Regions from separate parts of the Homo sapiens genome. Here region 1 is linked to region 2. The links are chromatin loops, found by intact Hi-C in ENCODE. Cell type or tissue: right lobe of liver. All regions are shown on one strand. Links, peaks and the distances in the headings refer to the core of each region. The heading gives the core; the rest is flanking DNA.

Evidence for each region. Peaks named below come from ENCODE experiments on the same cell type or tissue, not always from the same donor. Only the 100,000 strongest peaks of a DNase experiment are listed, where the experiment ranks them.
Region 1: it touches region 2 in a loop (2.7-fold over the local background); 8 of 110 quality-filtered maps call a loop at or near these places.

The regions. Positions count from the first base shown.
Region 1 is chr12:50,837,932-50,846,562 of GRCh38, reverse strand. TMPRSS12 (transmembrane serine protease 12) reads right to left here and starts at 3,637. Exons shown (of 5, transcript NM_182559.3): 1 at 3,412-3,637; 2 at 2,526-2,721. The coding sequence starts at 3,598. It also overlaps the pseudogene RN7SL519P. In right lobe of liver, for the core only: a CTCF peak has its summit at 3,589; no DNase peak of the experiment used is centred there; H3K4me3 peaks cover 401 bases.
Region 2 is chr12:50,910,214-50,918,844 of GRCh38, reverse strand. No RefSeq gene overlaps it. Among named protein-coding and RNA genes, the nearest start is that of TMT1A, 10 kb to the left of the region's middle. RefSeq lists a silencer at 6,192-6,392. In right lobe of liver, for the core only: no CTCF peak of the experiment used is centred there; no DNase peak of the experiment used is centred there.

The DNA.
Region 1 (8,631 bases), core at 250-8,249, 72 kb after region 2:
AAAAATACTTACTATAGATCCATACTAATCCAAAGAGTGTGTGATACTAGCATAAGGACAGATATATACATCAGTGGAGAAGAATTGAGAGCCCAGAAATACACCCTCTCTATATGATCAATTGATTTTCAATGAAGATGCCAATACCATCTAATGGGGAAAGGACAAACTTTTCAATAGATGGTGCTGGGGAAACTTGATAGCTGCACGTAAAACAATGAAATTGTACCCTTACCTGATACCTTATGCAAAAATGGACTCAAAATGAATCAAAGACCTAAATCTAAGAGCTAAAGCTATAAAACTCTTAGAAGAAAACATAGGGGAAAAGCTTCGTGATACTGGATTTGATATAATGATTTCTTACATATTACACCAGAAACACAGGCAACAAAAGAAAAAAAATAGATAAATTTGACTTCATCAAAATTAAAAGCTTTTGTGTATCAAAGGACAATATCGAGAGTGAAAAGATGACCCACAGAATGGGAGAAAATATTTGCAAATAATGTGTCTGACAACAGATTAATATCCAGAATACATAAAGAACTCCTACAACTCAACAACAAAAAAGCAAAGAGCCCAGTTCAAAAATGGACAAAGGACTTGAATAGACATTCCTCCAAAGAAGATATACAAATGGCCAATAAGCACATAGAAAGATGCCTAACATCACTAGTAATTTGGGAAATGGAAATAAAAGCCACAATGAGCTACCATTTCATATTAATTAGGATAGTTATTATCAAAGTAGTAGTGTAAATATAAGTATGATAAGTCATAAGCTAGGAATATAGAGACTGATATTCTGGATGTACTTTTAATCAGTAGGGAGGGTGGAGGGACAGAAGAAGCAAATGTAAGATACTGCACAGAGAGCCTTCACAGGCCTTGGAGACTACTTGGATAGCTGAAGTGGGAGAAATTAGATAACTCTCTGGGTAATGGAGCTGTTGATGATGCTATCAACTGAGAAAATAGAGAAGAAATAGTATCAGAGGAAAGTAAATTCCATTTTGGACTTATTTAAAATGTGACTCCAATAAAGCTGGAAATATGACTCATCAGGAGAGACCTAGGAGTTGACAGCACATGGTGATTGCTGAAACAGAGGTAGATTAGACATCTCTAGGAAAGAGTACAGAATGACAGAGGGCAGAGGGCAAACTCTAGAAAACACTGCAATGTAAAGGATGACAAAGACTCATCAAAGAAGCAGGAGAAAAAAGTAGAGAATGGTGTCTTAGAAATCAAGAAAAGAGATAATTTCAAGAAGAGAATGTGGTCAACATTGCCAAAGGCTGTAGAGGTCAAAAAGGATGGGAACTGAGATGAAGTCATTGGATTTGGCATGGAAGTGGATCTTTAACAGCATTTGGCCACAAAAATCAGACTGCAGTTGGATTTTATGGGTCAATGGAGATGAAGCAAAGAGAGTCTCTTTTTCAAAGAGTCTAATAGTGAAGGCCAAATCTGGCATGTCTCTTGTTTTCATACAGTCCATAAAGCATGTTTTTTACATTAACAATTTTTTTAAATATAGAGACAGGGTCTCGCTATATTTCCCAGGCTGGTCTCAAACTCCTGGCCTCAAGTGATCCTCCCGTCTTGGCTTCCCAAAGCATTGGGATAACAAATATGAGCCAACATGCCCTACTCTACATTTTTAAATGGCTGAATCAACCACAATATTTCATGACACGTTAAACATATGAAATTCAGATTTCAGTGTTCATAAAGTTTTATTGGATTATAGCCACACTCATTCAATTACTTATTTTCAGTGCTGGTTTTCATGCAATTGTGAGAGAGACCATATGACCTTCAAAGTGTAAAATATTTACTACCTTTATAGGAAGTTTACCAGCCTCTAATTTAAAAGATCCATGATCGAGCATGGTGGCTTACACCTGTAATCCCAGAACTTTGGGAGGCTGAGGCGGGCAGATCACGTGAGGTTAAGAGTTCAAGACCAGCCTGGCCAACATGGTGAAACCCCCTTTTCTACTAAAAATACAAAAATTAGCTGGACATGATGGCAGGCATCTGTAATTCCAGCTACTCCGGGGGCTGAGGCAGAAGAATCGCATGAACCCAGGAGGCGGAGGTTGCAGTGAGCCAAGATTGCACCACTGCACTCCAGCCTGGGTAACAGAGTGACACTCCATTTCAAAAAAAAAAAAGTAAAAAATAAAGGATTCCTGGGTAGGGGGCTAGGGGAGGGATAGCATTAAGAGAAATACCTAATGTAGTTAGATGATGGGTTGATGGGTGCAGCAAACCACCATGGACATGTATACCTATGTAACAAACCTGCACGTTCTGCACATGTACCCCAGAACTTAAAGTATAATAATAATAATAATAAATAAAGGATTCCTTTCAACAAATACACTGTACTATATATAAGGCATTATGGCTATTTGCAAACATAGCTTAGCTGAAAATGGCTGAAGTTAAATGGTCCTCTATCACTTCAAAATATCCCCTAAGAGCATAAAAATAGTTGTGTTCTGAATACGTACCTAGCGTCTTTAGTGCAGTGGGCAGCTGTGAGGACCCACCTCTCTCTCACTAGGGTTCCCCCACATACATGAACAAGAACACGGCCATATTTAATCTGCAGGCTCACCACCCACGGCCATGCGCCAGCTTGTGCTTCGGTGCCCCCTATAATCCGAGACCCTTGCAACACATCCTTAAGCGGTGCTGTTCCACAATCTAAAAATAAAAATGATATATTATTTGGACTGAGCATCTATAGTATGTGTTACTTCCTAAGCTGAACATATTAATGCAATCCTTTAAATTCCTATGTTAAAAACACAAAGCAAGCTAACATACCGGAGACACGCCCATATTTTGAAAGAAACTTGGAGAGTTAAGACAAATATGCCATAATCGATTACTTACAAATAGACATGAAGTCAACACAATTCATTAATTTTAAAACTCTATTCCCCAAAAATATAAAAATAAAAATTTTTGGCCACGTATCACATTCTTCCCTGTGTGAAATAGCAGTTAAAGAGCCTGGGAACGGTGAGTCGAGAGCCGCAAATTCTAATGCTCACCATTTCACTTGTTGGGCTAATTTTTCTCAACTATAGTATGAAATGGTCACCTAATAGCCCTCCCTTTCAACTCTTTATCCCCTGACTTATTAATCTATAAAATGGGGATGATAAAACCCAGAATGTTTTGAGGAGAAAATACAGATTCACAATACAAATGTGTCATTTCACTATTACAACTACTGTTATTACAGCCGGTCTAGAAACTGCTTAGGTATGTAAAATTTTGGTTAAAGGCCATTGGGACAACAGAAAAGGAGAAACCCGAATTCAAAGACTATAGCGGTGGGGAAAAGGTAAGAGAGGCTCCCCAGAGACAGGCACGAACAGGTACTGCCCTCTGCATGCGCCCCTCCCTCCCTCCGCCGCCGGAGCCTCTTGCGGACGGCCTCAGCCTGCTGGGAACTAGCCGCCGGTTCCGGCGAGGGGCCGAGCCTGTGCCTTCCAGAGGGCGAGTAGTGGTCTGAGTATAAGTGAGAGCTCCCCACAAACAACAGCGCCACGCTCAGGAGCCCCAGCCGCATTTTGGAGGCTGGTGAGCAAGATGGCGGCAGGTACTTCCCACCCGCCCTGGGCACGCGGGGCGCACGGCCTGGCGGGGAGGCGCGAGTGAGGCCCGGAGGTGTGGGAGGCGGCCGAGGAATAGGTAGGTCAGTTTAGAAAGAACCCCTCACCCTCAAGGTCTGATCGGCTTCCTCATCCACCACTATCCCCCAGGTGATGTCTGATCACCCTGGCCTGTCCAGCAAGAATCCTGTTAGGTCGGTTAGCCGGAATGCCATTACTCCTGATGCTACCTCTTAGTAATTTTCCATCCACTGACACGTCTCTCCTGCTCCGTGGCTGTAAATTCTCCCTTGGCTCTGCTCTGTTTGGATTTTAGCCCAGTCCCTCTACCCATTACAAAATCCCATTGCCATGGTCCCTATCCCTATCTGGATGGTCCTGAATAAAGTCTGCCTTGCTGTGCTTTAATGAGTATCACTGAATAATTTTTCTTTAACATAACCCAGAGTTTTTAAGAGTGATACCTAATGTTCAGTTTTAAATTGTTCTGTCATTCCTATCTTGACCTATACTGAACTTTGCCTTTGTTAACCCAACACCTTCAGTAATAAGAAGACCGTGTGGGCTGTGGGAAGTTGGTGAGGTGGTGGAGAGTTAACGTAGAGGTCAATAAAAGGACAGTTGCCTTGCTCATACCATCCTTCCGAGGCTGGTGCAGTTGGCAGCATTAGATAAAAGGAGTATATGAGTTTGGGGCTTACACATGGTAACATGTGGGGAAGGGAGCAGAGTCTCAGAGCTGTGCCGAAATTGGGGTGGAGGAGGTGATATTGGAGAAACAAATTGCAGCATGAGCTGATCTCTGAGGGCTGACAAGAAACAAAGTCCTTATTCCCCAGATATTTTAGTGGAAGGTGATATTAGGAGGAGAAAAACACAGTTGGGGTGTGTGTATTTCTGTGTGTGTGAGATGTGGTCAGATTGTGTATGCCTTTGTAAACAAGGCAAGATGACTTTTTTTTTCTTTTTTTAAACCCATAGCCAACGTGATAAGGATGACGGGTCTTGCTATGACAGATAGTAGAGGTTTAACATACTCATAAAGCAAGTATATGCAGCCAAGTCATCAAATAGCAGTGACACAGGCAGTGGGCTGGGCACGGTGGCACATGCCTGTAGTTCTATTATACAGCACTGCTTTAAACAATATATTTTTTAGTTTTACTACTCAGGAGGCTGAGGCAGGAGGATTGCTTGAGCCCAGGAGTTCTGGACTGTAGTATGCTATGTCAACTGGTCAACTAAGTTTGGCATCAATATGGTGACCTTCGGGTAGTGGGGAACCACCAGGTTGCCTAAGGAGGGGTAACTGGCCCAGACTGGAAATGGAGTTGATCAAAATTCCTGTGTTGATTGGTAGTGAGATCATGCCTGTGAATAGCCACAGTACTCCAGCCTGGGCAACAAAGCAAGACCCCATCTCTCCAAATAAAATGAAAAAGGCAGTGGATCAATAACTGCAGAGGTCTTCTTCCTGGATTTCCTCTGCCTTTTCTCCTCTCCTGCATTGTCATTTCCTGTCTTTGGTGGGATCACTCCTATCTGCAGACAAATATCCTCTGGTATGGTAGGTAGCCTACAAAATGCCCGCCAATGAACCCTGTCTCCTGGTATTCACAGCCTTAGTCAGTTCCCTCTCCTTTAGTGTTGGCTGGATTTCGTGACTCACTTCTAGTAAATAGAAAGTAGAGGTGATGGGCTACCACTTTCAAGATTAGGTTATAAAAAGATTGTGACTTCTGTCCTGAGCACTCTCTGCAGTCCTGTTGCTCTAAGGTAAAGCTGCTGCCATGTTGTAAGCTGCCCTGTGGCCCTGTAGAGAGGCTGCCAGCAAGAGCCATTGAGGAACTGAAGTCCTCAGTTGAACAGCCACGAAAAGCTGAATCATGCAACACCGCATGATCTGCTTAGAGGCAGATCTTCCCCGATCACACCTTCAGATGAGACCACAGTGCTGGCTGACACCCTAACTGCAACCTCATGAGAGACCTTAAGTCAGAGACACCCAGCCAAACTACACTTAAAAGTTCTGACCCACAGAAAATACGAGATAAATTTTTGTTGTTCTAAGCTACTGCATTTTGGGATAATTTGTTACGCAGCAACAGATAATACATCTGGTTTCTCCCACCTTAGAAAAATCTTCAATTGACTTTATATCCCCTACTTTCCTCTATAGCAAAATTTCACCCAAGAAGTTGTTTACAATTACAGTTTCTACTTTCCACTTCCTCAACTTTTTTTCTTTTAGTAGAGACAAGGTCTACATTGCCCAGGCTGGTTTCAAACTCCTGGCCTGAAGAAATCCATCCACCTCAGCCTCCCAAAGTGTTGGGATTACAGGTGTGAGCCACCGCACCCAGCCTACTTCTTCACCTTTTATTCCCATCTTTGTTTTTTAAAAATTTTGTTGGTTTTTGTTAATTTTTAAGAATAGAAGCAGGACTTTATTTCTCCTCTCAGAAAAAGAGACCTTGTCCACAGAAGCTCTCTTAGCTTAACCAACTTCATCCCATTACATTTTTTGTTTCTTTGTTTTGAGTCTCACTCTGTCACTGAGGCTGCAGTAGTGCAGTGGCATGATCTCAGCTCACTGTAATGTCTGCCTCCCAGGCTCAAGTGATTCTCCTGCCTCAGCCTCCCAAGTAGCTGGGACTACAGGCATGTGCCACCTTACCTGGCTAACTTTTTTTTTTTTTGTATTTTTTGGTAGAGACAGGGTTTCACTGTGTTTCCCAGGCTGGTCTCGAACTCCTGAGTCAAGCGATCAGCCCACCTCAGCCTCCCAAAATGCGGGGATTACAGGCATGAGTCACTGCGCCTTGACCCCATTAAAATTTTTTAGAGAAAATTAAGTGAGCCTCAAAACAAAACATCCTACCTCTCCTTTCCAAGTGAAAGCTTAAGATCCATGGTTATGGAGGACAAGAGCATTAGTACCAGGGCTTGGGGCCTGGGCTTTGGGGAGGCTTTATCCTCCCACCTGGGGCATGTCTCAGTGCTAGCAATTATGAAAATAAAACTATTTGATTACACAGAATTTAATAACAGTACAAACATCCATGTATACACCACCCCATTCACTACATTTGTTTTACTGAATATTTAATACATATAAAAGGATATTTATAAAATATATGCTCAGTTTAAAGAATAACAGTAGAAGAATACCCATTTAAGAAAAAGAAGATTATTTTTGCTTTTGAAATCCCCTGTGTATCTCTCCCTCATTCTGTCTTTATTTTTCTCTCAGAAGTAACCAATATTCTGGATTTTGTATTTATTTCATTTATTCTCGTTATAAACCTTGCCGTACAGTATGGTAGCCCCTCACCACATGTGACAATTTAAGTTCAAATTTAAATTAAATAAAAATTCAGTTCCTCAGTCACATTAGCCATATTTTAAGTGCTCAGTAGCCACATGACACTTGTTACCATACTGGGCAGCATAGTTGTAGAATATTTCCACCGTTGTGAAGAGTTCTATTATACAGCACTGCTTTAAACAATATATTTTTTAGTTTTGCATGTTTTTGAACTTTATTACTCAGGGTTCTCCAGAGAAACAGAACCAACAGGAGAGTGAGGAAAAAAAAAGAGAAAGAGAGATTTTAGGGATTGGCTCACATAATTACGGAGGCTGAGAAATCCCACAGTCTGCCATCTGCAAGCTGGAGAAACAGGAAAAGCTGGCAGTGTGATTCAGTCTGAGTCTGAAGGCCTGAGACCCAGGAGTGTTGATGTCTGAGGACAAGAGAAGATGTCCCAGCTCAAGAGAAATAATTTGTTCTTCTTTCACCTTTTTGTTCTGCTGGGGACATCAACAGATTAGATGATGCCCACCTACAGTGGCGAGAACAATCTTCTTTGCTCATTCTCCTGATTCCAATGCACATCTCTTACGGAAACACCCTCACAGATACTCCCAGAAGTTGTGATTACCAGCCATCTGGATATCCCTTAGCCCCATTAGGTTGACACATAAGATTAATCATTACATGAGCTTTATATAAATGGAATCATATGATAAATTTTCTTTTGCAGCTAGTTTTTGTTTTTTTACTCAGCATTAGGTTCTTTACATTCATTTCTGTGGTTATCTAACTGCAATTCATTTACTCTCTCCCACACATCATATGCATATGCCACAATGTATTTATCTACTTTGGAATCTATTATTGATGGATATTTGCATTATTTCCAGGTTTTTTCTATTACAACTAATACTACTATGCATATGAGATGAGTCTCTCTGGACTACATACTAGTGGTAGGATTACTGAGTCATAAAGAATACCATCATCTTCTCCAAATAATGCCAAATTGTTTTCCAGAATGTTTCACCAATATTCTCTTCAAGCCAGGCATGGTGGCTCACACCTGTAATCCCAGCACTTTGGGAGGCTGAGGTGGGAGGATTGCATGAAGCCAGGAGTTCAAGACCAGCCTGGGCAACATAGCAAGACCTCATCTCTACAAAAAATTTAAAAAATTAGCTGGGCATGGTGACACATGCCTGTAATCACAGCCGCTTGGGAAACTGAGGTGGGAGGATCACTTGAGCCTAGGAGGAGCTCAAGGCTGCAGTGAACCATGATCATGCCACTGTACTCCAGCCTAGGTGATAGAGTGAGACCCTGTCCCTAAAAATAATAATTATTATATATATACAGATATATACACACACCCATATATACGTATACACACATATATATACACATATACATACTCATCAACTAGCAACATATAAATGTTCCCATTGCTCATGTCTTCACCGATGCTTTTTCTTTGTGTGTGTGTGTGACGGAGTCTCACTCTGTCACCCAGGCTGGAGTGCAGTGGTGCAATCTCGGCTCACTGCAGCCTTCATCTCCCAGGTTCAAGTGATTCTCCTGCCTCAGCCTCCCGAGTAGGTGGGATCACAGCCGCCCACCACCACACCTGGCTAATTTTTGTGTTTTTAATAGAGATGGGGTTTCACCATGTTG
Region 2 (8,631 bases), core at 507-8,506:
GTGCTTGAGATATTTTGCAGACCCTGCACTTGATGGATTAGCTGGATGGATTAGACTGATAAACTGGCTCATCTGATCTTGTGGCCCCTTACCAGGAACTGACTCAGCACAAGAGGACAGCCTCGACTCCCTGTGATTTCATCTCTAACCTAAACAATCAGCATTCCCGGCTCACTGGCCTTCCCCACCCACCAAGCCGCCTCAAAAACTCTGCTCCCCAAATGCTTAGGGAGACTGACCAGAGCAATAACAAAACTATGGTCTCCCACACAGCCAGCCCCACATGAATCACCCCCTCTCCATTTCAATTCCCCCATCCCAATAAATCAGCTCTTTTGAGGCAGTGGGCAAGGTGAACCTACTGGGTGGCCACACTTGTACAAAATCTAGAACCTTTAAAGGCAACTCAGAGAAAGGAAGATTTAAGAAGGGAAGCTAGAAGTTGTTCATGGAGGGGAACAGAATCAGCAAATGGCAAAAGTCATACAGACATTAACCCAAAGGTACTCATTCTCCAAGCCAGGATTGAACTCGGGCCATCGTTGTAAAATGGTGGAGATTAAAACAAAGTATTGCCACATGGTTACAGGTCACACTTCCAAGGATGTAAAACAAGATGGAGGCCTATAGCAAAGTTTGTTATTGACCAGTTTACCAGGCTGGCTTGAACAGTGGGCTTATGGAGCTCTAGACCCACATTCCATCCTAAGGTACCCCTCTTTCTGACAGAACCGTACAGAAAGACATGCAAAGCACACCAGATTGGCTACAGCTTAAGACCAACTTCATAAATCCTTTTTCATTAATCAAAGCTTTACAGAGAATATAAACAGTGATCCTTATTATTCCTTTTACTGGTTTGCACAGGGAGAGAGAAGCCAAAAGCTAAACTGGTAAAAAAACAAAACAAACAAACAAAAAACAACCCTTTTACCTTTTTGGAATGGCATGGCAGGCTTCTGGGTGCCCTCCCCACAATCAATTCTAAGCCAAGAATTTTAAGGTTTAAGGTTTGAGAAATTAACTTTTCCCAGTTTGGAGGGATATCATAAAGAGAGAAGAGCCATTTCAAACCATGAAAAAAGGAAGGAAAAATACCATAGAAAAATCTGGGGGTTTGGGGCCGGGCACTGTGGCTTACACCTGTAATCCCAGCACTTTGGGAGGCCGAGGCAGGCATATCACGAGGTCAGGAGATTGAGACCATCCTGGCTAACACGGTGAAACCCTGTCTCTACTAAAAATACAAAAAATTAGCCTGGCGTGGTGGTGGGCATCTGTAGTCCCAGCTACTCAGGAGACTGACTCAGGAGAATGGCGTGAACCCAGGAGGCGGAGCTTGCAGTGAGCTGAGATGGCACCACTGCATTCCAGCCTGGGCGACAGAGCAAGACTCTGTCTCAAAAAAAAAGTCTGGGGGTTTGGGTGGTAGAACTGGAGGAGCTGATGATGTGAATGTTGGGGGGAAGAAGGGCCAGGGCATCTGGAAGTTGCATTTAAGGGTTCCCCAGGGGGTTGTTTCTTTGACTTTGGGGAATTATCTCCTGCATGCTTGTCTGATATGACTGCTAAAAGAGGAGGGTCAATTATGCAGTGCTGACAAAGATTTGGGTTGCCTCTCAAGGCAAAGAAGGCTTGCACATAGGGGACTTCAGACCATTTGTCCTCCTGCCTGCAGAAAAGGTCTAGTTGCTGGATAGTGTTGAAATGAGTAGCCAGGCGCTGTGGCTTATGCCAGTAATCCCAGCACTTTGGGAGACCAAGGTGGGCAGATCACCTGAGGTCAGGATTTCAAGACCAGCCTGCCCAACAGGGTGAAACCCCGTCTCTACAAAGATACAAAAATTCACTGGGCATGGCAGCGGGCACCAGTAATCCCAGCTATTCGGGAGGCTGAGGCAGGAGAATCACTTGAATCCAGGAGGCAGAGGTTGCCGTGAGCTGAGGTTGCACCATTGCACTCCAGCCTAGGTGACAGAGCAAGACTCTGGTTCAAAAAAAAAAGGCACTTTCCTGAAGAGACCAGGCCTCCCCAAGTTCTGCACTTGGTGAGATGGCCATGCCCAAGTACAAAAGAATATGAGGCACTATTTTTAGAGTCTGAGGGTCAGAGAAATTCCACTGATCCAGGCTGTACTCAAGGGAAGTGCAGGCTAAAGATGGGTTGTTACCCATCTGGAAAGAGAGGGGAGAATGTGTCCCTTAGTCTCCCTCCTCCTTTCAGAGCGACCCAGTGTGGAGAGAAAGATAGAAGGGGTATCCCCCTTCTCTTTCCTCCCATCTCCTCTGGGTCCCAGCGAACATCACAGGTGCCACCCATGGATGCAAGCATGACCTTCACCAATGGATCTGGAGAAGCTAGTCAGCAGGAAGAGTCATGTTTATCTGAGTGAGGCCCTAGCTCTCCACCCTGCTGGTTTCTTAGACCCACTTGGCCTATAAGGCTTCCAGAAGTACCCTAGGGGCCCGGGAGAGATTATGCAGTAGTTGAATTTGGGCAAGACCCTTTAATGGAGTGAGTGGTTTAACCCTACCCTTATATCTCCTTATTACTGCCCAGGCAAAGTAATGAATTCCTAGAGAATGGGACCAATTGACTTTTAAACATAAGATCCCTTCCTTTCTTGGATGCCAACATAGCTGGATGCAGAACAGATGCCTCAAAAGAATGTAAGAATATCTGATGGGGATAGCACTGAGGCTAAAATCTGTCTCACCAGGGTGGCTTCCTCCCACATGTTGAAAGGGGAGTTTTACTATCTACAAATAGGGCATGGGGCCTGAGCACTGAGAGAGGGATATAACAATGAAAGGAATTGGGGAACTAGAGATTTTGGGCAAAGAACTGACAAGACTCCCCATGAAAAATCCCATCCCATTTGGTGGTGTTGTAGGGTTTGAAATGTTAGGTAAAAACTCTGACTCCAAATTCTTTTTAGGCAGAGGTTAGAAAGAGAGGTCTGGGTCTTAATAGGCTACCCCCATAGTATGCCACCCAGCAGAAGAAAATTCGTTTGTCAATGCTGAGCTCTTAGAAAACCCAAATGGAGAGGAGGGTGTTTACTTAGGGTGGAATATCCTCCCATATAGTGCTATGAATGCCTATCACTGGGGGTCAAAAAGGCCCTCACTAGGTGAAAGTTTAGACTGAAATCTTGAAATCCCCCCATCTCAAGGAAATCAGAGAAGCAGCAATTTTTAAAGTTACATTCCTGGTTACTAAGGCACTCACTAACTTTACCCAAGAAGATTATCTGCCTAGGCTGTAAAAACTCCCTTAACATAGCATACAAAGAAAGGATAGGAGACATGATAGCCACGAAAAAGAAAGGAAGAAAATGCTATAGAAAAGTCTGGAAGTCCTGGTGTGGACACCATTGATGGGCTCTCAGAAGCTGAAGTTATTCTAGGGGCTCTTCAGGTAACACCAAGGAGTAGCCTCAGCCAGAAACCCTCAGTTGCCCCAGGACCTCCTTCTAGCCCCATGCGATGGCTAGGTCCTCTGTGAAAGGAAACTAGATTAGAACAGAGCCAACATTCCCACCACCTGATGGCAATGCAGGATTGACTCTCCAGCAAACCTGTCCCCTGAGTCTTGTAAGGCTGACAGCCACTCTAAAATCTTTTAACTGGCTGGCAGGGGCCCAGTGTCTTGTTTGGTCTTCAGGGGGAAAAAAAAAAAAAAAAAAAAAAAAAACTGAGAAGCAGCTTCAGAAATGAAAGTAAAGAGTTTGGAGGTGGCAGGGCATGGTGGCTCACGCCTGTAATCCTAGCACTTTGGGAGGCTGAGGCGGGCGGATCATGAGGTCAGGAGATTGAGACCATTGTGGCTAACACGGTGAAACCCTGTCTCTACTAGATATACAAAAAATTAGCCAGGCGAGGTGGGAGGTGCCTGTAGTCCCAGCTACCCAGGAGGCTGAGGCAGGAGAATGGTGTGAACCTGGGAGGCAGAGTTTGCAGTGAACTGAGATGGTGCCACTGCACTCCAGCCTGGGCAACAGAGCAAGATTCTGTCTCAAAAAAAAAAAAAAAAAGTTTGGAGATCTGCTCCTACTCACCCTTCTGATATCTCCCAGTCAAGGAACCAAAATGTTACAGTCTTGCCGGTGCATCACAATGTCCCTGAGGTAGTACCTAGAGTCCTTTGTCTCACCACCAAGAAAGTTAAGGAGTGCAGACACCAAGGGTGAGGTTGGAGCAAAAGTTTAATAAGAGAAAGAAGAAAGCTCTGTGCTGTGGAGAGGGGACCTGGAAGAGGGTTGCCATTTTTACAGTTAAATGCAAAGGCTTTTATGGGAAAGCACAATCATAGCTCACTGCAGCCTCAATCTCCCAGGCTCAAGCAATTCTACTGCCCTAGTCTCTCCTGAGTAGATAAGACTATGGGCACATATACCATCATGCCTAGCTAAATTTTTTAAAATTCACTTTTTTTCTTTGACTTTTGACAATTTATAGTGTGTGTTGGTATAATTTTTTTTTTTGGAGACAGAATCTCACTCTGTCACCCAGGCTGGAGTGCAATGGAGTGATCTCAGCTCACTGCAACCTCTGCTTCTTGGGTTCAAGTGATTCTCATGTCTCAGCCTCCCAAGTAGCTGAGACCACAGGTGCTTGCCACCATGTGCAGCTAATTTTTTGTATTTTTAGTAGAGATGAGGTTTCACCATGCTGGCCAGGCTGGTCTTAAACTCCTGACCTTATGATCTGCCCACCTTGGACTCCCAAAGTGTTGGGATTACAGGCATGAGCCACCTTACCTGGCATAGACCTCTTTTAATTGAACCTTTTTGGGAAGCTTTGGCTTCCTGTATCTAGATGTCCATTTCTCCCTAAATTTGGGAAGTTTTCAGCCATTATTTCTTTAAGTAGACTTTCTACCATTTTCTCTATCTCTTCTCCTGGTACCTCTATAATTTGTATATTGGTTCACTTGATAGCCAAATGTTTCATAGACTTTCTTCACTCTTTTGTTTTTTTATTTCTTTTTCCTCTGATTGTTTAATTTCAAATGACTTGTCTTAGGGTTCATAGGTTCTTCTGCTTGTTTGAGTCTGCTGTTGAAGATCTCTATTACATTTTTCTTCAGCTATAGGTTTTCTTTTTTTGTTTTTATTTCTTTGTTGAACGTCTTATTTTCTCCATGTATTTTCCTTATTTTGTTTAGTTGTCTATCTCTGTTTTCTTGTAGTTCACTGAACTTGTTTAAGAGGATTATTCTGAATTCTTTGTCAGCCATTTCATAGATCTCCATTTCTTTAGGGTTAGTGATTGGAGCTTTATTAGTTTACTCTGGGTGGTGTCATGTTTCCCTGATTCTTTGTGATTCTTATGTCCTTGTGTTGCTGTCTGTGTTTTTGAGGAAGTAGTCACCTCTTCTGCCTTTACAGGTTAGCTTTGGCAGGGAAAGACTTTTTCAGTAAGTCCAGCCTGGGGTTCTGGATGAGTCAGTTGGTAGCATCTGCAGGTACTTGTAAGAGACAGGACTAGCTGGATTTTCTAGGCCAACTAAGAATCCCTAGGCCTAGCTGGGAAGGTGATCACATCCACCTTTAAACAGGGGGCTTGCAACTTAACTCACACCCGACCAATCACGTAGTAAAGAGAGCTCACTAAAAAGCTAATTAGGCAAAAACAGGAGGTAAAGAAATAGCCAATTTTCTGTTGCCTGACAGCACAGCGGGAGGGACAATGATCGGGATATAAACCCAGGCATTCAAGCCGGCAATGACTACCCTCTTTGGGTTACTGTTGTGGGAAGTCAGGGACCCTGAACAGAGGGACCGGCTGAAGCCAAGGCAGAGGAACATAAATTGTGAAGATTTCATTTAAATATGGACATTTATTAGTTCCCAAATAATACTTTTATAATTTCTTATGCCTGTAATCTCTTAATCCTATTATCTTCGTAAGCTGAGGATGTAGGTCACCTCAGGACCACTGTGATAATTGTGTTAACTGTACAAATTGATTGTAGAACATGTGTGTTTGAACAATATGAAATCAGTGCACCTTGAAAAAGAACAGAGTGGCAGCAATTTTTAGGGAACAAGGGAAGACAACCATAGGGTCTGATTGCCTGTGGGGTTGGGCAAAAATAGCCATATTTTTCTTCTTGTAGAGAGCCTATAAATGGACGTGCAAGTAGGGAAGACATTGCTAAATTATTTTCCTAGCAAGGAATATTAATATTAATACCCTGGGAAACGAATGCATTCCTGGGGGGGAGGTCTATAAACGGCTGCTCTGGGAATGTCTGTCTTATGCAGTTGAGATAAGGACTGAGATACGCCCTGGTCTCCTGCAGTACCCTCAGGCTTACTAGGGTGGGGAAAAACCCTGTCCTGGTAATTTGTGGTCAGACTGGTTCTCTGCTCTTGAACCCTGTTTTCTGTTGTTTAATATGTTTATCAAGACAATACGTACACTGCTGAACATAGACCCTTATCAGTAGTTCTAACTGGGGGCGGGTTCCCCTGATAGGTCCCCTCCCTTTGTATGGGAGCTCTGTTTTCACTCTGTTAAATCTTGCAACTGCACTCTCTTCTGATCTGTGTTTCTTATGGCTCAAGCTGAGCTTTCGCTCTCCGTCCATCACTGCTGTTTTCCACCATCACAGACCCACTGCTGACTTCCATCCCTCTGGATCTGGCAGGGTGTCCACTGTGCTCCTGATCCAGCCAGGTGCCCATTGCCATTTCCGATCGGGCTAAAGGCTCACCATTGTTCCTGCACGGCTAAGTGCCCTTTAGCCTGGGTGCATCCTAATTGAGCTGAACACTAGTCACTGGGTTCCACGGTTCTCTTCCATGACCCACGGCTTCTAATAGAGCTATAACACTCACCACATGGCCCAAGATTCCATTCCTTGGAATCCGTGAGGCGAAAACCCCAGGTCAGAGAACACAAGGCTTGCCACCATCTTGGAAGTGGCCTGCTGCCATTTTGGAAGCAGCCCACCACCATCTTGGGAGCTCTGGGAGAAAGGACCCACCACTAACATTTGGTGACCACGAAGGGACCTCCAAAGCAGTGAGTAATATTGGACCACTTTCGCTTGCTATTCTGTCCTGTCTTTCCTTAGAATTGGCGGAAAATACCGGGCACCTGTCGGCCAGTTAAAAACGATTAGCATGGCTGTCAGACTTAAGACTCAGGTGTGAGGCTGTCTGGGGAAGGACTTTCTAACAACACCCAACCCTTCTGGGTTGGGAGCATTCATCTGCCTAGAACCAGCTTCTGCTTTCAATTTTCTTGGGGAAGCCGAGGGCTGACTAGAGACAGAAAGCTGTCATTCCAAACTCCCAGCATTAGCCGATTGAGATCATGGCACAGCCAGAAGTCTCTGTTCAACAGTCACCCATGCATGCCCCCGTACCTTTTCTTCTGACCCATACCTCCTGGGTCCCAACCACGACTTTCTTGAAAGTGTAGCCCCAAAATTCTCGTTACCTCTGAATCTACTTCCTCTGATCCCTGCCTCCTAGGTACCAATGGTTCAGACTTGCATTTCCTCTAGCAAGTTGTATCTCCAAAGGGATCTAAGAAAGCTCTATGCTGTGTCCTTAGGCATCTAGGCTATAAACCCAGGAAGTCTTATCCCTGGTGTCCCTCCCGATTTAGGTATACAGTTCTCGACATGGGCAGTTATGTGGGACCCTTTCCCCACCACCCTTGCCAGGGACCCAAGTTTGTAATGGCTAAGAGGAGGAGAGAGGGACGGAGGAGTGAAGAGAGAGATGGAGGGGAGAGAGAGAGAGAGAGAGACAGAGGAGAGAGAGAGAAAGAGTCAAAGAGAAAAAGAGAAAGATAGAAATAGTAAAACAAAACAAAACAACAACAACAACAGTATGCCCTATTCCTTTAAAAGCCAGGGTAAATTTAAAACCTATAATTGATAATTGAAGGTCTTCCCTATAACACTCCAATACTACCTTGTTGTCAGTGTAAACAAGGGCATAGCCTGAAAACACTGAGACCACTGACAACCCGTAGCTTTCCTATCAAAAATCCTTAACCCAGTAACCCGTGGATGCATTCAATCTGTAGCGGCAACTGCTTTGCTAACAGAAGAAAGTAGAAAAGTAACTTTTAAAGGAAACCTCATTGTGAGCACACCTCACCAGTTCAGAATTATTCTAAGTCAAAAAAGCAAAAAGGTAGCTTACTAACTAAAAAATCGTAAAGTATGGGTCTATTCTGTTAGAAAAAGGTAATTTAACACCAACGGCTGATAATTCCCTTAACCCAGCAGATTTCCTAACAGGGGATTTAAATCTTAATTACCATACAAAGGTCCGGCCAGACCTAGGAGGAACTCCCTTCAGGACAGGATGATAGAAGTTTCCTCCCAGGTGATTGAGGGAAAAACCACAATGGGTATTCAGTAATTGATAGGGAGACTCTTTTGGAAGCAGAGTTAGAAAAATTGCCTAATAATTGGTCTCCTCAAAAGTGCGAGCTGTTTGCTCCCAGACAAGCCTTAAAGTACTTACAGAATCAAAAAAGACTATCAATATCCTGACTCAAAAGCTTACCTACACCCTCTCTAAATGAATTTGCATAAGAACTGTTGTTTATGAGAATGCATCTTGATGGGGCAGCTGGGTTGTTATGAAATACTCAGGA